Regions from separate parts of the Mus musculus genome. Here all the other regions are linked to region 2. Evidence: chromatin loops called from intact Hi-C (ENCODE). Cell type or tissue: left cerebral cortex. All regions are shown on one strand. Each heading gives the region's core, and the rest is flanking DNA. Links, peaks and the distances in the headings are about the cores only.

Evidence for each region. Hi-C counts contacts between places; a loop is a spot of excess contacts. Peaks named below come from ENCODE experiments on the same cell type or tissue, not always from the same donor. Only the 100,000 strongest peaks of a DNase experiment are listed, where the experiment ranks them.
Region 1: it touches region 2 in a loop (5-fold over the local background); 2 of 42 quality-filtered maps call a loop at or near these places.
Region 3: a loop joins it to region 2, with 4 times the contacts of the local background. A loop is called at or near these places in 2 of 42 quality-filtered maps.

Annotation. Positions count from the first base shown.
Region 1 is chr10:16,574,152-16,581,673 of GRCm38, reverse strand. No RefSeq gene overlaps it. Among named protein-coding and RNA genes, the nearest start is that of Gm20125, 520 kb to the left of the region's middle. In left cerebral cortex, for the core only: no CTCF peak of the experiment used is centred there; a DNase peak (open chromatin) is centred at 2,926.
Region 2 is chr10:16,521,520-16,529,041 of GRCm38, reverse strand. No RefSeq gene overlaps it. Among named protein-coding and RNA genes, the nearest start is that of Gm20125, 570 kb to the left of the region's middle. In left cerebral cortex, for the core only: no CTCF peak of the experiment used is centred there; a DNase peak (open chromatin) is centred at 4,706.
Region 3 is chr10:17,720,615-17,728,136 of GRCm38, reverse strand. Cited2 (Cbp/p300-interacting transactivator, with Glu/Asp-rich carboxy-terminal domain, 2) reads right to left here and starts at 4,909. Exons shown (of 2, transcript NM_010828.3): 1 at 4,678-4,909; 2 at 2,463-4,199. The coding sequence starts at 4,191. The coding sequence ends at 3,382. In left cerebral cortex, for the core only: a CTCF peak has its summit at 3,694; DNase peaks (open chromatin) are centred at 2,882, 3,714, 4,036 and 4,982; H3K4me3 peaks cover 2,500 bases; H3K27ac peaks cover 2,369 bases.

The sequences.
Region 1 (7,522 bases), core at 1,884-4,383, 54 kb before region 2:
GAAAAATGTACCCTAGATATTAAACCATGGGATTTAAGACAGAAAATATAAATAATTTTGATATTTTGGTATTTTTGACACCCTATATATCAATAATTTAGACAAAATGTAATGTAGCATAAAGGTCACTGAATCGGTGTTCGCAAATTCTAAAATCTAGCTCTAAAATCTAATCATGACCTTGAGAAGATAGCTTCACCCTTTAAAACCTCAGATTGTTGAAATTTATCATGATAAGGCTATTTTGATCCCTTTCAACTCTATGAATATAAATGTGCTTTTGTCTGGAGAATAGCTGAATGCTTTCGCTTTGTTTTCATGAAATAAACTTTGATGGTTATATCAAATGTGCTTAACTAAAGCTATTTATCTTGGTGATATGTCTGAAGCATGCATCCTGCTGAGAATGGCTCCAAGATTATTCTTTGCTGCTATACTGCCAATACCGATTCATGAACTCTGAGGAAACCTACCCTAATTTCAGAAGGAGTTCAGTGTCCTATATAGCACCCCTTTCCTTTTATTTAGACCACATGCTGTTTCTTCTGGTGGAGTGGACAACACATTTCACAACTCAAAAGGGAGTTACATAGCTCTTTATTCTCAATAAAGAGACAAATGTATGCAGGGTATAGAAAGTTAGATGGAAGAAAAAAATTCTTTGTTATGTATAATAAAATGCCATGAATATCATGATTACATAGATTTCAACTGAACATCAAAAGGCCAGTAGTTATCAATTTAATGCAGAATATTTCCATAGAACACCCTTTTAATTGTAGTATAAATGGCTAGTCATTGTTATTAACCGTCTGGCTCAGATAGTGTCTGCAGTGTGGCAGACAACACAACAGCCACTAACTAAGGTCAATCCTAAAGCAAAGCGGGGGATAATTTGGGCAGATTTGCCCAGGCTGAAGTGTTGTTAGCCAATGCTGTAAACTGTGAAGCTCAGCAGAGTGTGTGGTCTAAGCAATGTTTCCCATTCAAATGAATTCCAACATGAGAAAGTTGAATATCAATTAAAACACTTATTGAAATTACACTAAGGATGACACGGATTACATGTGATGGTACATAATTTTCAAATGCATGGCAAGACTTTTGTCCTTGATATCTGTCTCTGTGTCTCTGACTCTCTCTCTCTCTCCATTTTTCCTTTATGCAAAAACGAACTGAACTATTTCGCCCACTCCTTCTCTCCCTCAGCTTCTTATTATAATTCTTTCACTTCTCTTTGATGCAAATTAGTCTAGACTTTCTAATCAGCCTCTGATTCTCTTCTTCACTCGTAACTCAAATTACTATACAAAGTGACATGTAAATTACCACATCCTAACAGTTGTGTCTTTATTACACCAGCAAGTACAGCAGTGTGAGATCAAAATCAGAGATTCAATGTAAGAAAGTGTCAAAATACCAGAAGTCCAATAGGAAGAGAACTTAGAATCTGAACATCCAACAGAAAGGATCCAGGTGGAAGGCAGACACTGAAGCGGGCATGGTGACTCAGCCAATCCAAAGCAGATATCAAATCACCTCCACTGATCTCCAACTTTAGACAAATTGGGACCCTGAAATAGACTAATAGTATATCCCCTAAAGGCTGTTAGAGCCAGTGATCCTATACAGAAAAGGGTAGACAATAGACACTAAAATCAAGAATGGAGGATGAAGACTTCACTTTATAAATAAGACCAAGGAAGATGCAGACACTGAGTTTACTCCTGGTACTCTAATATATTCCCATGATTCTGGTATTAGAAATAGATATTTGTCCTTTATGCACTACAGGATATGGTATGTAGGTATAATTTTGAGATTCTACTAAGATAATAGACAATTCATACTCATCTAAAACTACATGTTGCTTCTCCTGAATGTACTTATATGTATTTTGAAAAAGGTGAGATGTCCTTAGACATGTGTCCACATATGTCCCACTACTCCCTACACAGAAACTATGGATGTTAAAGTGAACAATTTCTAGGCAGTTGTTCCTGGACATCAGCAGCAGGCTCCTCACTATAAACTCTTAGATGTCCAGTACTTTGGCCATCCTACTGGATTTATAAAAAAATTGCACTAGACAATAATGTTGTGGCCTGTTTTTCAGTTATGTGCTATATGCTTGCTAATAACATACATTTTCGATTTTTGTGAATGAGCATATGTTGTACAGAGAACAATATAATTACACTGTACTGTGACTTTGTTAACACAGTTTGTGCATCCTAATTCACATATCCAAAAATTGAAATGCTCCAAAATAAAAAACTTCTCTTAATGTTGACATAATTATAAATTCTGTACTTGACCTCAAATGATGGATGGGTCACAGACAAAACATAGCTTAATTGAGCATATTGTATACAATTATCTTTAGGCCATGTATATTGTATTTATATCTGGTCTCCTTTTTAAGACAGTCTCTTTTATATTCTAATAAAAGCAAAAGTACACAAACCTCAATTATTTGGCTGATGACTATTTCAGCTTGGGAAAGGATAAATATTCTGTTTTTTAAGAAATATAATAGAAAGAGATTCAGACCACATATGTAATCACTAGGGTAATAAAATAGGTAGATGGATTGGTTATATGCTAAGCATAACTTTTCTTCATTTATTAATGTTTCATTCGTATATAATGCCTACAGTAGTGTTTAACACATCCCTAAGTGTTAATGATGAGCAAAGTGGAAAATATGAAGACCTTGCTCAAATATGCAACTGGAACGCTGACTCAGTCTCCTGTTATCTAACTCTATAACTAGCCCTTTGATGAAATGTGTCATAGTGTCTCCTCAAAGATGAGAGGGTGTAAATGCCATAAAATGAGGAGGAAAGGAGATTTGGAGGAAGGAAGGAAATGGGTAGGAGGAAGGAAATGAATCATGGATAGTAACACTGGAGTAGAGATATTTCTGTTGGCTTGTTCTAATGAGGCATGTGTTTGGCAGTCATCTGAGCCCGGGGAAGGATATTTTAGTCTGTGTTACATATGCACTTAAAGATGTAGGGATCACAAATCTGTGGTATATTTTGGAAGTGTTGGGAAGCCAAATGTAACTAAAGCCCAACTTTACAGCACGTGAACACAATAATACAGGTATCCATAATGGTAGAAAAAGAATTAATTCTCAGTTACATTGAATGTCATTTGTACAACTATATTGTTTCTTAAAACCCTCCATATTTTATTTAAGTCACTTAAAAGGATCAAGGTACCTTCATTTGCTTAATCATAAATATCAAAGTGAAAACAGCCCAGAATGGACCAGATATTCAAACTAAGTACGTACAGTTTTGTATAACAAATATAAAAACTAAGTCACATTTGAAACTATAAGAACTCTTGTGTATCATAGGATGAGATATCATTAACACAGTGTAAGTGAAAGAAACAGAAGATCATAAATTCTGTGGCTGGTGATTGGTCAACAGTTTCATAAGACTGTTGGGAAAAAAGAAAGTGACCAAGAACATTTTTCTAAGGACCCTGCCTCTCAAAATTCTTCTTAATCCATTTTAGTAGCAAATTACTGCAAATTATACTTATGTACATAATTGAAACCACTAACATGTACTATTTTATGAGTTTATTTTGCCAATATTATCTGTAGATCATTAGCTTAATTGTTCCATTTATTTTTAATTAAAATCTCCTTTAAGTATTTTTGAATTTATGGCTTCCCCCCTTTTTTTTCATTCAGAGTTGATATCATTGTTTATCATAGTAGTTCTGTAAGGGGTTCATATTTTTATTACATGTCTTCAGGCACATGCTTCTAAAAGACGACATCTATGGAAATAATGGACAACCCATATATTTTACTTATGAAGACTTTCAATTTTTGTAAGTGGGATTGGTTGGTTGTAAATGAAAGCAAAGTTATTAATCTAAATTATTTCAGGAAATTTGTCATGCAAATAGATGAAGTATCATTAGAAGTCATTTGCAACAGGTTTTCTTTCTAACATTTGAAGTGAACATACATGTTTCATTCATTTTTAATGTAAGTAAAGACCCTGAGTTGTTACATAAACACACAGGTCACAGCAGAGATAAGGATTGCAGAGGTTTTCATCAGAAGCAGGAATTTATGATGAGCAGCTTTTGTCCTGGCTTCTGTGTGACCTCCTAATTAGCACAAAACAAATGGTATGCTAACTGAACAAAGAACAAATTAGTCAATGATTGAAAAATCATAAATGCTGAAAGCTTGATAATTTGTCAGCTATTTCTACCTCTTTTTCTTTTTTCTTTTTCTTTATTTTCTTTCTTTCTTTCTTTTTTTTTTTTTTTTTTTTTTTTTTTTGATGGGGTTTCTCTGTGTAGCCCTGGCTGTCTTGGTACTCATTCTGTAGACCAGGCTGGCCTTGAACTCAGAAATCTGCCTGCCTCTGCCTCCCAAGTGCTGTGATTAAAGGCATGTGCCACCACTGCCTGGTTTCTACCACTTTTTCATTGCAACTAATAATAATTAAAGTTCAGATGTTTGTTATTTTAGGGAGTATTTAGGATATCCAAATTACAATCTTGTGTGGAAAATATTAATGTTCTAAATTTAATTCCTATGTATTTTCCTCTATTTTGACAGATACAGTTCTCTACAATCTACCATCATCAGAATTTTAAAATATGTTATAGAAATAAACAATTCATAATTTAAACCTTCATATATTCTGTGTGGTGTGCTCTGCCATGTCTTGTGAACATTCTGTTTATTCAGTGAAGTATTCTCTGATGCTGTAAAGCCAAGTGCCATATCCCCACATTGGGCCCTTACTAGTTGACTTGCTTATGAAGTGTTATATATTTTAATTAAGGAGTTTTGCTTATTCATGATCCTAACTCCATGACTCTTGACACTGGTTAGTCAGAGAAGCCAAACAGAATTCTAAAAGCATTTTCTTCAATTGTTGATGTTGATAATATCTATAGTACAATAAGTTACCGAGAGAGAGAGAGAGAGAGAGAGAGAGAGAGAGAGAGAGAGAAGTAAAAAACTGCTCACCCAAATTTATTACATAATATTTTTAAGTGTTTGAATTATTATTTATTCTTGTTAATCTAATATTGTACTGTGTTTGTAAGTTAAACGTAATTTATTGAAAAGTATGTTATATGTAATGATTGCAATTGTCTTTGATCTTTCTAATTATAAAGAAACATCTGAGGGAATAGAAAGAAACAGCTTAATTTGGCACCAGGTTTTAGAGTTTTTGTTATTTTGGGGGTTTTGTTTGCTTTGCTTTGTTTTGTTTTCTACTTTTGCTCTCTAATGCCACAGACCATCATGGCAGGAAAATGTAGCAGAGAAAAGCAGCTCATCTCGTGAATCGTGAAGTAAAGAACAAAAAGAAACTGGCTAATACCACATCATGAATAAACCCACAAAGACCTAATCACTTACACTAAGCTGTAAATTATTAAGGTTCTAGTACCACTTAATAGAACCCCAAAGAAGACCAAGAATTTAACATATGGTCCTTTGGGAAATGATGTCCAAAATATAGCAAGTTATGCCTGTAATATCAGGTATCTACTGGGAATCATTACCTATAAGCCCTGTTGCTGACAGAAATGATAGACATTTTCCCATTTGTCTTAGTTACTATTCTATTACTGTGACAAAGGTCTATGACCAAAGTAACTTAAAAAACAGTGTTTAATTAGAGTTACAATTTCAGAGGGTTATAGTCCATGCTGGACTTAAGTAGGATACAGAGAAGGAAACTAGCCTTTCCCTAGTTATACACCTCATCCAAGGACACACCTCAAAATCCTTCCTAGACAATTCCTATTGGGGATTAAGTATTTAAATGTATGAGCATCTGGGGCCATTTTATTCAAATTAAAATTCTATTAAATTATTGTCACATAAAATTCAATTTAAATGATTTCTTTAAGCCATAAAAGCATGAAATAATGCTATCTCCAATAGAAATTATTGATATTTAATTTTTCAATATTTTGTGTTAATAAATAAGTAATGTATTAAATATAGATAAGAAGTCATGTCAACAATTGAGAGTTTATGAATAATATTCAAAGATTAAGATGCATGTTACCTTTAAATATTGATGCCAAACTTTGTAACCAAACATGTATTATTATACATCCAACTCAAATTTGAAAATTGAAGCTCAGCATAATTTAGATGATACATGTAGACACATCTAGATAATGAGTGTCTTAGTCAAGGTTTCTATTCCTGCACAAACATCATGACAAAGGAGCAAGTTGGGGATGAAAGGGTTTACTCAGCTTATACTTCCATACTGCTGTTCATCACCAAGGAAGTCAGGACTGGAACTCAAGCAGGTCAGAAAGCAGGAGCTGATGCAGAGGCCATGGAGGGATGTTCCTTACTGGCTTGCTTCCCCTGGCTTGCTCAGCTTGCTTTCTTATAGAACCAAGACTACCAGCCTAGAGATGGTCCCACCCACAAGGGGCCCTTTCCCCTTGATCACTAATTGAGAAAAATACCTTACAGCTGGATCTTATGAAGCCATTTTCTCAACTGAAGCTCCTTTCCATGTGATAACTCCAGCTTTTTTCAAGTTGACACAAAACTAGCCAGTACAATGAGTAAGAAAACAAACTTTCACATTCAAGCTCACTAACCTGGAGTCTTTTACTTTTGCTCTGATGATCCTAAACACATTAACTGATAGATTCTGCATTTGTAATCATTTAAAAGATATATACTACTAATTAAAGTGTTCACTTTGGGCTACAGAGGTAACTTAGTTGATAAGAGTGCTTCCTGGAAAGCTAAAAGCTTTGAATTTGGATCCTTTAAACTAATTTAAAACAAGGAAATAATAGAGCATAATGAATCAGCAGTGCTGGAACAGGGAGATAAGTGGATTCTAAGGCTTTGCAACACAATCTAGCCAAATGGGCAGTTCTATGTTTAGCGAGGTATTTAGGGAAAGAGGAGAAGCAACCAGCATTTGGCTTCCATATGTAGCCATTAGTGTAAGCAGAACTACACACACATTCATACACAGACACACACAAACACACAGAGATGCACACACACATCCCCTCACAAAAATTACCACACATATAAATAAATAAGTAAAACAATAAACAACATGCTGATTGTGATCAACGCCTATTCATACATGGATATAAAAGTGAAGACATCAAATCACTCTGTATCCTTTACCCATTTTCTCCAACAGGAAGTGATTTACATAAAGTTTATAGCACCACCTTAATTGTATATAATTGTGCATGCATAAAATCTACAAATCACATTAGATTCTCCAGCACTGCTTACATTTATATGTTCCTGTAATTAGCTCACATCTTGTCACATGTATAAATGTAAGTACCCACAACTCCAGTGACTATATGAAAACCTTTCATCATGGATGGCCTTATTATATGGTTTTGTAACTATTCTGAATCAGTCTTATCCATTTCTGCTTCATTGTCCTTAAGTCTTCGACAATTATTTTATATTCTCCATATGTGTAGTTTTACAGTTTTCAGAATATTGCAT
Region 2 (7,522 bases), core at 3,245-5,744:
ATCCTGAGTGAGGTAACCCAATCACAAAGGAACTCACACAATATGTACTCACTGATAAATGGATATTAGCCCAGAAACTTAGGATACCCAAGATATAAGATAACAATTTGCAAAACACATGAAACTCAAGAAGAACGAAGACCAAAGTGTGGACACTTGGCCTCTTCTTAGAATTGGGAACAAAACACCCATGGAAGGAGTTACAGAGACAAAGTTTGGAGCTGTGAGAAAAGGATGGATCATCTAGAGACTGCCATATCCGGGGATCCATCCTATAATTAGCTTCCAAACGCTGCCACCATTGCATACACTAGCAAGATTTTGCTGAAAGGACCCAGATATAGCTGTTTCTTGTGAGACTATGCCGGGGCCTAGCAAACACAGAAGTGGATGCTCACAGTCAGCTCTTGGATGGACCACAGGATCCCCGATGGAAGAGCTAGAGAAAGCACCCAAGGAGCCAAAGGGATCTGCAATCTTATAGGTGCAACAACAATATGAACTAACCAGTACCCCCCTGGAGCTCATGTCTCTAGCTGCATATGAATCAGAAAATTGCCTAGTCGGCCATCAGTGTAAAGAGAGCCCCATTAGTAGTGCAAAATTTATATGCCTCAGTACAGGGGAATGACAGGGCCAAGAAGTGGGAATGGGGGGAGCGTGTGTGGACTCTTGGGATAGCATTGGAAATGTAAATGAAATAAATACCCAATGAAAAAAGGAAAAAATAGAGAAACTGTCTGTAATATAATAGGGACTGTTTTTATTTTTCAATTGTGAATATAAAATTTTCCAAAGTAATTTTTCAGGTCAAATATACTAGTTTCTTAGAGATATGGTAACTACATGGCCCAAACACAAGAATTTTATAGCTTCATTATTTTAGAGTCTAGAAGTCAAAATTAAAGTCCTGACAGAATTAGTCTTCTGAGAACTGAGTCAAAAATACAGTTCTAAATTATTATCTTTGAATGTGCACATAATGTTCTTCCTAAATATCTTAACATCATCTCCTATGCAGTTTCTTTATATATAGATGCCCTATGTCTAAGGAATATGAGTCCTCCAGCATTGCATTCATACTGATGACCTCACTTTAATTGATGTGATAAAGTCACATCCTGAGGCTCTGGTGGTTACATTTCAACATAGGAGTGTGGGAGGATTAAGGAGGCATTATTCATCTAACAGATTTATTGATGTATCATTTAAATTGATTCATATTAACTCGTTGAAAGTAAATAGAAATGCAATCACACCACCACAAATAAAATATAGAATATTTTTCTCATCCCAACATAATCCCATAAGTTTCTTGACTGCTCACTCTCTTTACAATGTCCCCTTCTGGTAACAGCTGACTTGCTTTCATTGGTGCAATTTTGTCCTTGTAAGTATGTGACTGTATTAGTTACTCTTCCCTTGCTCTAATTAAAAAACAAAACAAAACAAACAAAAAAACCTGGATTTAGGAAGTTGATATTAATGGATAATTGTAATTTCCTCCTCTTCATTCAGCCCATACCTCCATCTTTGGGCTGAGTTATTTATTTATTTCCCACAGTAATGTTGAATCTTCTCACTTCAATTAACCTAGTTCAAATAAATGCATTACAGATCTCACTGATTTATTTTCTTCCTGTTTTCAAACCTCACAAGTCGACAATGGGGATTAACCACCACAATTATGAATTCATATATATATATATATATATATATATATATATACATATATATGTATATATACATACATGCATATATGTGATTTTTGTATTCATGTTATTATGTGAGCATATACAGGTGTTTACAATCTTGTTGGGTAGTTTCTGTCTCCAATACACAACTTTTACACTTAATTCCCTAAGAAATAACTACACCATTTCCCAAAATGATCATGTAGTTTGGCATATTCTGTAACAATTGCATCTCACTTGAGATTTTATTTTCTGGTTTAGTTTGAAAACAACATTTCTCCTCACAGTACATGTCAGCCTGAAAATTATTATGTATCCAAGTCTGGCCTTTTGAACACATGATCTTCCTGCCTCAGATCCTCAGTGTGCAGCATACTGATGTGGTACAATGACTATCTATTTTCTATAAATTTCTTGTCAATATTGAGCAGTCTAGAAGGCTTGTTCTGGCTTCTTACTATTGCACTGATTTAGTTTCTTCAACAATTATTAGTACGGAATGCCTTTGTTGGGGGGTTTACTTGTTAGCTGCATTCTATTTTTGAGTTATTTGCAAATTTTTCATTGTTTTATTTTATTGCTATGCTTCTGTTAGTTTGAATTATTAGAATTTTTGAGTTCTCTTTATATTCTACTTCAGATAATATAGTACATATACAATTTTTGTTTATTTCAATTGCTATTGTTCAATAAAAAGAAGCAGAAATTAATGTATATATGGTGTATGAAATGCTCACATCAGATTATGTTACTTAATTGTTCCAGTATTACTATTAATTTATGTTGGAATTTTGAAAAAATGTTAATCTTTAACATATAGATTCCTCATTTTCTCATCTTGACAAACTGAGCTCACCCAGACTCCGTGATTTCTTTAATCATGGCTACTTTTTACTTTTCTTTACATTTTGCTTAAGAGAAAATATTGTTTCTTTTCTTTTCTTTTCTTTTCTTTTTGTTGTTTTTTGTTTTTTGTTTTTTGTTTTTTGTTTTTTGTTTTGTTTTGTTTTTTGTTTTTTTTTTTTTTTTTTTTTTTTTTTTTTGAGACAGGGTTTCTCTGTGTAGCCCCTGGCTATCCTGAAAATCACTCTGTAGACCAGGCTGGCCTCAAACTCAGAAATCCATCTGCTTCTGTCTCCCAAGTACTGCAAGAGAAAATATTCTTATATTAACGACTATCATACTTAATCATTTCATATTTTTGAGAATTTAAAATTAGCTGGAAGACTATTGAGATCCCTTCTTCATGTTTGTGTGTTTGCGCACACATGTGTGAGCAGAAATTTCTAAAGATATTTAACTAGGGAGGGAAGACCCACCAGGAATGTAAACTGTATTGTATAGATTGGCTAAGGACAAAAATCAATTAAAATAGTTCAAAAGGAGAAATTCAGGCATTAGCCAGTATTTCCCTTTATACTGCTTCTTCTATAGCACAAAAAAGATCTTCCATAATTTTTTTTTTGTGGTTTAAAGATCTTTTATGAATGTCAGAATATTCCAGAGGCAGCAAGCATGCTTTGCCTAAATTCTGTGGATAACTGGCTCCTTTCTGGATAGTTAATATTGTTGTTAGATGTGGCTTGAAGACTAGCCCATTCATTGGTCTTTCTTGTCAACCAGTTATTTGCAGAAAGTAACTGAAGTATGTGTGCAGTATTGTTTTGTTTTTTTTTTTAATAAGAAATTAACTCACCTATAACTGTGTTAAAATTTCTTTAGATTTCTCTTTATGATCATGTGCTCCTTTACCTGAGTTCAAAAGTGAGACAATTTCTATGTTATGTTCATTTCTTAGTTCCTTGCTATTTCTTGTAGCCTAAATAAAAATATCAGGTATTTACATAAATATATTACAAAAACTATAAAATGTCATTATGTGACCTTGTGTGCTATTTATTTTCAAAGAGGATATTCAAGCAGAAATGAATCCTTCAACTGAAAGTAAATTAAAATCTACAGAAATGAGAAATTTTCAAATCAACCCCACAGTTTCCCATAAAGAAAGCAGATGATAAAATGATTTTCTGAATTGCGTATATACTATATCACAATTACGTTCTATTCCAAGTACTACATATTCCAGAGTGGAGTTTCTAAAAGTCAGTGCATGGCTGTCATCTCTTCTAATAGTGGGTAGTCTTTCATTGTTTGTCTCTGTGGACTTATAGAAACATCAGCCTTTCCTCTCTCTTCACTTCTATCTCTGTTGCTCTGATTGCTTCACACTGTACCCCCAATGATCACATTTTAGCCACTTGGTGCCATTTTTATGTTCCTTTAATGTTCTTTTAAAAATACTTCCTCCACCCCTGATTGGTCTTACCTCTTCTGGAATACTACATACGACTATAACATAAAGGTTTCTCCCAGGCTCAGAGAAAATTCTTCATTTTCTGGCCACCCTTTCCAGTGCTGCAGGTACAGAGGTGTGTTACCACAGTCCTAGATCAGAGTGTACCTTTCTCTATGTAGCCTCCCTTAAACCCTGAAAAATGGACTGCATTGCACCAAAAACTACAGTGTATCAATCACAGGATTTATTAGTGCTGTTTCCTGATTATTTCTTCCATATTACTCTAAAGAAGCAAAAGGAAGGAAAAACATGGGTATTGTGTCCATTGATTACATACCGAAGGACTTAAAAGAAATTATAGTTTTCCTACCACCTAGATACAGGTTCAGGAACTTTGGATACATTTCTTAAATTTGAGTGGATAAATGTATGATGTCCTTATAATTATTTGGTGAGAGAAAATGATGCCTAAAAAGTGTCTATTTAATATTTGTGAAATACTAGGCAGTAGCACTTGTTCTTCTTTTCCCAAGATGCTACCTTTATTTCTGAGTATATGGCTCATTTCTCTTTCCAAAAGACCTCATTATCCTCTTACTCTATACTTGGTGAGTAACATCAGTGGGCAGATGCTCATAAAAGAAAACCAGGATTGAAATAAAGGATGACATCACCAGGCTCCAGTCTCTTTTATACGATCATTATAGCACCCTGACTCATTTCCATCAAACTGTATCACTGAAATAAAAAGGAACAAGTTGGACTTTCAGTTTGGATGCAGTTGAACAAAAAGATGATTCTATTTCAAAGGCTTCCTCACAGCCTCCCATTGCCTAGTGTGTTGGTACATGTGCTCACTTCCCAATGCTTTAGCAACTTTAGTGGTTCTGTCTTCACTGGCTTTTCAACCATAGATACTTTGACTGAGAATGAAGACTTATATGTGGCTTAAGGGAGACATAATTAACAATGTGAATATTGTTACTGTAGACAGCAGCTAATGATAATGGAGTGGTAACAACATGACAACTAGCTATTTCTAAGAGCTATTCGTTCTCTACATTTATGGAGGGGGTGTAATCAGATTAAAAATAAAATAAACCTGAAAAATTCAAATAAAAAAATCTGAAACATCTCAAAGAAAATATCAAACTTACTGAAATAAATGAAATAATTCATTTTTCAACAACAAAAAAATGGTAAAGTTCTTAAAAATGCTGTGGTTAAATGACAAACGAAAGGTGTTGTAAAGGTCTGTGCTGTGTCTGGATTTCCAACATATTGTGATCAAATAAACTAATATAAAATGAGAAAATTTAATATTTATTAGTTAGGTCATAACTCTAAACTTTACAGTCTAAACCAATTACTGTTTATTATTTATATATTACAAAATTTAAGTGTTATCTATATTTTTTCTCTGTATCTTCAAAGTAAGTAGGATTGATATCTGCAAATGCCAAGTTCTGGAGGGAAGGGTTTGCTTCACTGTAATCATTCTTATGGGAAGCATAAATGTGGGAGTGAGCCAGATTTGATAATTGGTAAAATATCTCATATATACTGCATGAAGTTTTGTTACACTCTTTTTCATCTTTTCGGTGATTTAAAAAAAAATCAGTGACAAACATCTAGAAAACTACAGTCTGTGTTTAAACAAAACAAAACAAAACAAAACAAAAACAAACAAACAAACAAACAAACAAACAAAACCAAAAAACCCTCATTGCTTTTTACAGAATTATTTCATCTCCTTTACAAGGAGAATAAATATCCTATTTAGTTATGCAAAACTTTGCAATTGGAGTAGTATTGGAATACTTTCATTAATAATGCTTCATTAAGCCCACCTAGCAACACAGAGAATTGAATGTTGGCAACATTTTGACTTTATTCTATTCCTTTTTTGCTAACTATAAAACCACATTTGAATTTCACTGCTTGAGTATTTATAATGACATAATAAATCTTTCCACTTTTCTTCATTTGAACATTTTTATCACATTCTTTTTCATCTATCCTTGGCTTGCTCCTCCCAGATTATACCCAAACTACGCACCAAACCATATTCTCTTTTCTCTCTTAAGATAAAATTTGGAAGTGTGACGAAAGGATGGACCATCTAGTGATTGCCATATGCAGGGATCCATCCCATAATCAGCTTCCAACTGCTGACACCATTGCATACACTAGCAAGATTTTGCTGAAAGGACCCAGATATAGCTCTCTCTTGTGAGACTATGCCGGGGCCTAGCAAACACAGAAGTGGATGATCACAGTCAGCTATTGGATGGGTCACACGGCCCCCAATTGGGGAGCTAGAGAAAATACCCAAGGAGATAATGGGAACTGCAACCCTATGGGTGGAACAACAATATGAACTAACCAGTACCCCAGAGCTCTTGTCTCTAGCTGCATATGTATCAAAAGATGGCCTAGTCGGCCATCACTGCAAAGAGAGGCCCATTGGACTTGCAAACTTTATATGCCCCAGTACAGGGGAACGCCAGGGCCAAAAAGGGGGAGTGGGTGGGTAGGGGATTGGGGGGGTGGGTATGGGGGACCTTTGGGATAGCATTGAAAATGTAAATGAGGAAAATACCTAATAAAAAAAAAGATAAAAGAAAGAAGTAATTTATGGCAATTATCATCATCGTCGTCGTCGTCATCATTCACAACAACAACTACAACAACAAGGACATCCACTAAAAAATGTGGAGTCTGATTTGTGTTGTTTAACTATTCTTGAATGTGGGGGTTGACCTAGGGTGTACATTCAGTGTCAATCTATTAAAGAAAAAAGTTCTCTTTCTCAGAAGCTATCATTTATGAATGCATTTTGGTTAGTAGTGATATTGTGTCCTTTCTCCTGGGGCAGACTGTTAGCTAGTCTGCTCCCCTGGAGATACCATATACTGAACCATCCCAGAGGATCCACTGCCCACAGGACAATTAACACCACAGCCTGAGGTTTCCAAGGAGATCTGATGCACACAGGGCAACTGGCATCCCAGGAGATGTGCTACACACAAGGCAACTGAGCAACTGACTGCCTGCTTGTCTGTTGCTCTGAAGACACCACAGCATGAAGGCATCCTAGGTGCTCCTCTGTACACAGGGCAACTGGGTAACAGACTTTACAATCTGAAGACCTCCTGGGGGTTCTGTGGCATGTAGGGCAACTGACCAAACAGACTGAAAGCCTCCATGAAGTTCTGCTGCACACCGGGAAACAGAAAAAACAGTCTGTAGGCCCCACTGGAGAACAGCTTCACACAGGACAATAGCTTGACTGGTCCTCTGAAGACCCATTAGTCTGAAGGCCTCCCAAGAGATCTACTTCAGCCAGGGCAACAGATCAGCAGTTTCTCTGTCCCTCTGAAAAGCCCCATTTGGAAGGCCCCACAGGTGGTCTGCTTCAGCCAGGGCCACATGCCTAACAGGAGACCTGAAGCAAACTAGGGACAAAAGAGGCAGACTCCAGACTGAGCTGCCCAGCAAGCAAACACCAGGGACAACCAGATGATGAGAG
Region 3 (7,522 bases), core at 2,510-5,009, 1.2 Mb before region 2:
GGGGCGAAAACACCTAATGATCCAGAGCTGCAAAGTTTGTATTTGAAAGCCAGCCACCCATAATAGATTAGTGGATTAATATTTTGCTCTAAAGGATCTGGCCTTTAATGTTGACATCAATTTATAGCCATCCCAGGCGTTTACAGTAGTAAAAGTCACAGAGACCGTAAACTTCACAATAGATGTCAGCCTCCTGGAACAAGTGCTCTAGCCTAGCACCCCATAAACAGTGGTGATTAGGCAACTGTTCTTCAAAGACCTATCCAGGGCTCTAACGTCTTTATCAGCCACAAAGATGCTGCCACCGGGATTTTAGCAAGCACCCGGCAGAGCAGCACGATTATATTCACGCAGACATATTCCTCTGTTGTGTGTCAATGGGGCTGTGCTTATCACTGATCTCGTCTTGAAAATCAAGCGTGCAGTGTCTGTTTGTGAGCAGAACCTAAAGAACAGAGGCCCTCTTGTACCACGTTAGAACTTTCTGACAAACAGCCAAGGTACAGAGGTCAAATTTCCCCATATGCCCTCAGCAACTTAGTAGGAAGCAAGACCACAGAAGGTTTTGCAAATGTCTGCCAGGAGCCGGGTGATCTAGGTCACTGTACAGGTTTCATTAATCAGGTTGTTTAAACAAGGGCTTATTTTTCTCTGCCTAAAGCGACCTGCAGATATCACGTAGGATCTGCTCAATTGTTGATCAAGAGAGTTTTAATGAAATAGAGATGGTGGGTGGGGGAGGGGAGTTTGTATTTGCACTGAGGACAAATTGTGCTTTTAGCCAGCTCTCTGAGTCCTCTGTTCTAACAGGGATGGGTCCAAGTTCTAATAATAGTTCCTTGAGCTCTGCATCTCTACATACGTGTCCGGCATTGGAGCAGCAGGAGCGATTTAATGACAGAGCAGGTGTTATGGCTTATTCCCTGGCAGAATAAATGGTGAATCGGGGTGGTATGACAATTCTTTGCTTGCCTCTTCATGACACACACACACACACACACACACACACACACACACACACACACACACACACACACTCCCTGGGAGAACAAACCAGTATTTGCTGTATGCAAACTTTTTTTTTTTTTTCACTTGAGCCTGGGAGAGGGGGGAAGAAAAGAAAAAAGGAAAGAAAAACTTACTGTGAAAAATGCTTGGCTAGGAAGATTTACTGCCGGATTGCAGATGCAATATTGACATGCCGTAGCTAAAGAGAACTTCAGCTTTAACTCTTGGAGAAATGGGGTTGTTTGAAAATTGGGGTGAATGAGCTTTGCGTGATTTCATAGAACACAATTATTAATAGGATGGTGTCAATTATAGAGTTATAAAAAGCCCAGTGCACTATGCATCTTAATTTTACCTGTCCTGCTTGGAAATAGAACTTAACAGAGTCGAGCCACTCGGAGTCCTTCTCAGTCAGCCTATGTGCCAGATTCCAGGGCAGCCCTACCTGCTTGTTCTGACTGCAAACATGGGCTTTAGGATCAGATTCAAAGCACAAAAAGGGACCGCTCTTTTGAAGCAAGGTTTGCTGTAAGACCTTCTTGGCCTGCATTTCCTTGGTCTCTCCATAGGGTCAGTGGGAGTCTCTGTTCTTGGCTGAGGGTATGCTGCTCTTGAAAGCGTGAAAACATGACAGGCAACAACAACCTAACTCCTCTCTCACCTGGGATGCTCTGACACTTTCTTTCTCTTCTGCTTGATTATGTAAGGCTATCCCTGACACCCACTGAATGTGGGTTTGGTCTGCTTAAAGACTCAGCTCACCCAGGCTGTTAAACTCATTTTATACTGAGGTCCCTGGCACCTAATGCATGGGACAGCGGCAGCTCAGAATTCTGGAAAATGGGGCACGCTTGGGAGGGAACATGTTATGAAGGTTGTAATTTGACCTTTGAGTCAACCTCGGAGCAAAACTTAAATATTATTGGAAGCCTCAAGGTAGGTTTCCACCCCCCTCTTGCACCCAGAACTGCAAACCAGTCAGAATCTATTTGAGGTTAAGCTGGCAGATGTGTCTATCCTTAGCGCCTTTGCTCAGAAATAAAATTCATCACTTGAAATAAAGGTAATTTATATTTAATGCCACCCCATCAATCACTCAGTATAATATTCTAGTCCATGTCCTTTTAAGTAGTTGAATCAAAAACAGTTTTCTCCCCCCACCCCCACGCAGTGAGAAAGATTAAATATTGCTAGCCTTCCTAGCCAAGGAGCACTGGAAATGGAAACAACAGCAAAGAAACAACAACAAAAACACTGTGACAACTTCTCAGCCTTTGATTAAACCACACCAAGAGGCATGCTACAAAGGTAACCAGCAGCATTATGTCAATTATCCTAAATCCTGCTTTCCCTTAAGCTCACGGTGACCTGTTTTAGTGTCCTGAAACTTATTATCCTTTGAAAGCTTACTCGCAATAACAAGTGGAATGTAAAGACAACCCCCCCCAAATGACTGACTTTTAGAAAACAAGTTTATTTCTTAACTTTTTATTGACATTGGCAAATTAAAATAGAATAAATTAACAAGTATTTTCTCAAAAAAATGTTTTGTACAAAAATACTGTCAAAATTTCCTAAAAAGCTTTCAACACAGTAGTATCTTTTCATGTACTGAATATAACTATTAGCACAGTGTCAAAAATGTTGAAGACAGAAACAAAATAAAAATCTGTGAAATGTTTGCCACTGACGACATTCCACACCCTATTATTGTCTGTACATATGGGGGAGGGGAGACAGCCAACTTGAAAGTGAACGGTATGACTTTTCCTGATCCAGAACGGTTTGGCCCACATGTTTAATCTTCCAGTTTAGCATATTTGAAAACTTAAGTCTGTACTCGAATGCATAGTTAAAAAAAATGAAGCGAGATGGCAGTTTGTGCAGTAATATCTGCCCTTCAAAGATCATGCAGCCAACAAATGCAATGTTTCCTTTCACTCATGAATCTGAACGCAGCGCAGTCATTTGAAACCATCTACAAAATCCACAAGATTAAGCAGTTTGCCAAGCTTAATATCTAACAGTTGAGCACGGGAGAAAGTGAGGAAATAAAGGAGTAAAAACAAACAACAAAAAAGACCAAGTTAGCTAGATATTTCAACTACATAAGGGAGGTGAATGTCAAGGCTACAAAAAACGAAACAAGAATAGGAAAAAGTGGCAGCAATCTTTTTTTTTTTTAAACCAATTTGTACAAGTTTATAGTTTACTTTGTTTCCAGGTTCTCAACCCTTTCAGGATCTGAAAAGCGAGATACTGCGTCTAAGGGAATGTTTGTTTTTTTGTTTTTTTTTTAATTCACACCGAAGAAGTTGGGGGTGGGGGTGGGGTGGGGAGGGTGATTTCTTTCCGCCTGCGAGGTTAACCGAGTCAACAGCTGACTCTGCTGGGCTGCTGCTTGCACACGAAGTCCGTCATAAAATCAAACTCATTTTGGCCCAGCCAGAGTTCGGGCAGCTCCTTGATGCGGTCCAAACCCATTTCTATCACTAAGGACATAAGCACTTCCTCGTCGATGAAATCAGTGTCTATGACATTGGGCGGCAGCATTGCCGCGGGGACGTGAGCCACCGAGGCGGGCATGGTGCTGCCACCGCCGCTGCCGCCCGCGCTGCTGCCACCCGCGCCGCCCGAGGTGCCGCCGGAGCCGCCGGGGGTGCCGCTGCCACCCGCACCGCCAGGGGTGCTGCTGCCTCCGCTGTGCTTGGGGTTGCAATCTCGGAAGTGCTGGTTTGTCCCGTTCATCTGGTGGCCTGCAGTGGGGTGCAAATCCGGCATGTAGTGGTTGTGGGGGTAGGGGTGATGGTTGAAATACTGGTTGTTGAGCTTCTGCAGCTGCATGCTGGCCGGCAGGGAGCCTCCCTGGCTGGCCACCGGGGGACCCATGAACTGGGAGTTGTTAAACCTGGCGGCCGGGGCCAGAGCGCTCGGGGGGTGCCCCCCGTTCACAGTCCCCGGCCCCATGGCGTGCCTGATGCCGCTCGTGGCATTCATGTTGCCCGCGCCGTAGTGTATGTGCTCGCCCATGAGGGCGTTGAAGGCGTGCTGGGGCTGCTGCTGCTGGTGATGATGCGGGCTCGGGAACTGCCCCATGCCCATGCGGTGGGCAGGGTGGTGGTGCAGCCCGTTGGTGCCGTCGGGGAAGCGCCCGTGGTTCATGGCCATCATATGGTCTGCCATTTCCAGTCCTGAAAGCGAAACGAGCAGACGCTGAGACCCGCGCCACACGTGTCGCCCACCAGAGCGCACCCCACTTCTGTAGCCCCCCGTACCCGCGAGCACGTCTCAAGCTGCAGACCACCACCCCCGAGAGAGCCCACCAGCAGCCCGTGCACCCGAGCTCGCTACCTCGGCGGACCTGCTGCCTGCCGGACCCGCACAGCCTGGCGCTGAGCGACCTGCCCCTTCCCCTAGGATCCGGGAAAGTGTGGCGGGGGGAGGGGGACCGGAGCCCACACCCCCCTGGGTTCCCTGAAGTGGCCTAATAAAGGAAGTGCCCCGGAGCCGGGCCGCGAACTTCAGGCATTCAATCAGCCCTCCTCACCCTGTGGTTGCACATCCTGTTGTTATTCCCCAGCTCCGCCTCACGCTTGTCCCCGGAGCCAGCCCTGCCCTCGGAGGACTAGGCTGGCAGCAGCCCTGGCTAGCTTCGCCCGCCGCGCTCACCTTCCGTCTTTGCGATTTCTGCTCGGAACACCGAAGGCGGGCTCGTCGAGTCCAGGACCGGCTCAGCAGCACATAGAGGGACAGCCGATGGGCTGTGAGGCGCTCGCCGGTGCGAGGTTGGCGCCGAGGTCTTGCAGCAGCCGCTGGAGCAAATTCCGAGCCGTTCCCTTTTCTTTTCCTCCGCTGCCCTAGCCGCTCCGCAAGACCGCCAGGCAGCTGCCAACAATGAGCTGTGTTTCTCCGGGCTTTGGCCACTGTTAATATAAGGATCTCAGGAAGGGCGGAGCGACAGCCTCCCCGGCGGCAAGCGCAAACACACGGATCCCGGAACATCAGCACCCTGGATCGGGTCCTCTGCCGCGTCCGCGAGTCCGCGCTGCACGTGCGCAGCGGCTGCGCGCCCCGGCGCCGCCCAGCAGGTCTCCGGACCGAAGTGGCTTTCTGGCTCCCAAAGGCGAGGTTGTGCCTGCCACCTCAGGGACACGGAGCTAGTCCTCCCGGCCACCCAGTGCACGGAAGCATCTACAGGAGAGGAGCAAGGAGCACTCCCCACCTCCTTCTGGCTAGATCTCCCCACCCCCAGCTCGCTCACCCGGCTTACCTAGTGATCTGCCCTGCCCTCTACAGGAAAAAGGGGTTCGCTCAGCCTCCCTGCCCTGCAGAGTTTTCTTAGGTGCCAAACTCTTCCCAACCTACGAAGAATGGCTATGCTTTCCCGAGTTAGATTTTTAAAGCCCTGGGCCGATCGTGTCCTGTCCTCTGAGCGCGCTTTCCTGAGCCGCGCCTTTGTGTTTGTGTTTGTGGTTTTGTTTTTTTTTATATACAGGCAGCACGTACACCTAACTGAGGTATTTTTCTTAGTGTGGATGCACCCTTTAACTCCCCACCCCTCACCCCCGCTCCGCACCTCCACTCTTTTCAAGGACAGGGGTTGGGGGCGGGGAGCGGCAGCGGCTGCAGGTGGACCGAGCGCGCTCACAGGCCGGGGCGGCTCCACTCCCGGGGTTCTGGAATCCGCTCCGCACTTTACGGCCTGCTCCACGCTCCGGGAGTACGTGTGCTTCTGCTAAGTTTGCGTTTGCAGCTCTTGGTAGCTTTGGCATCCGAGCTGAGGCGTCCCTGCTCTGTAAACAAACTCAGCGATCCTCGTCCCCAGATCCACCTTTTTGCACATACACAGTTACTTGCTTCTGCTGTTGCCCTTGATCCAGGAGGTGGGGGTGTGTGCAAACTTGCACAGCCTCCCTCCGGGCTCTTGCCTGACGGTTTGGGGTTGATTTAGAAGCAAACGGGTTTGTAATTAAGAAATTCGAGGGCTGAGTAAGGCTGCTGCTGCTGCAAAAGGAAAACAGATAGATAGCTTGGTAATCGCTTTGTAAATAAAGTCGTTTTGGAAGTGGGCACGTAGCAGCACGTCCTGTATGGCACAGTGCGCGCACACACGGCTACTAGTCTTCCTTTTCAGTGAAATTGTTCAGTGGAGCAATAGGCGGTGATAATAATAACCTTGCTTGCAGAACGAAGCACAACGAGCCCGATCGCCCATTTGGCTCATTGACTTGCAAATAAAACCCCTAACACTGGTCTGGGCCACTATCCAGTCCTAGCTCTCTTGCTTTGCGAGTTATTTTTCCTACACCAGGATGAGGCTGTTTGGAGCGTGTATCTCTCTCTTTAAGTGGTGAAATCGAGTTTAGCGCTCCGAATAAGGACTTCTGAGTACGGTTGTTTCTTCATAACTCGATGTCCATGGACGACTTCCTGCTGTAAAGAGCCAGTACCCCTCCCCCATCTCGTTTCTTTTTCACCCTTCTAGCTAACAGTCTCTCTCTCTCTCTCTCTCTCTCTCTCTCTCTCTCTCTCTCTCTCTCTCTCTCTCTCTCCTGTATTTCTTGAGAACTGGAAATTCTGATACATTGCCTGCCCCATTCAGTAATTTTTTTTTTTTTGGCATTACTCCTATGTCTTCCCCAAGTTGGTCCCTTTTCAAGCACCCCAAACAACAAAACCTTCTCTCTTCCTGTCTACCCTTTTTCCAGACTGTCAAGCATTTATAACCCTGTATGCAAATGATTTTGAAACCTCAAGAATGTTTACTTTTTGGAGAAGTGAGCAAGAGATACATGGCTTTCAGTTCTAACAATTCTCTCTTTTGTCCAACTCCTAGTTTGGCCTGTATGTCATGAACATGACGCTGAAAAAACCAAGAGGTTTTGACGGAGATCAGAAGGGACGTTTCCTATCAAAAACCTGCATTCCAAAATCTTGGCCAAGCCAAGATAATTTTTTTGAATAGATTATTTACTTCCCTTTCCTATCGTGCAGTCTTGCGACACAAGGAACAGCTTTCGAACGTCTAATCTAAATTCCTCCTGCAGCCATTAAGGGAAGGTATCCCACTAGTGTGCTCCAATGTTTCTGTAGACTATTGGGCAATCTCTGGAAAGGCCACTTGCCCATCATCCACCAGTAAAAGGGAAAATAAATACTTCTGAGTCCAACTGGATGGGATGCAGAATGCGTTGCTCATTTATTCTCCCAATGCATGTTCTCTGGGTTCCAGGAACTTCTTAGTGCCCTAAGATGTAAAGATGGCAACTCATGCTTAGAAGGAGACCTCAGATAACCAAGTTTGGGTACACCCACCATCCCAGAGTGTATAGGAGGGATACCATACCATGTCTCAGAGGCATCAGGAGGCTTCTCAGCGGGCATAGTAAACTAGTTAAAACCAGAGGATGAGTAAACGTTTGGTTGCATGGATCAAAGAGTTCCGGCAAAGAAGAGAGAAGCAAACTGGATAGATGAGTCCTAAGGGCCAAACTCTTTTTGGGTCCAAACTACA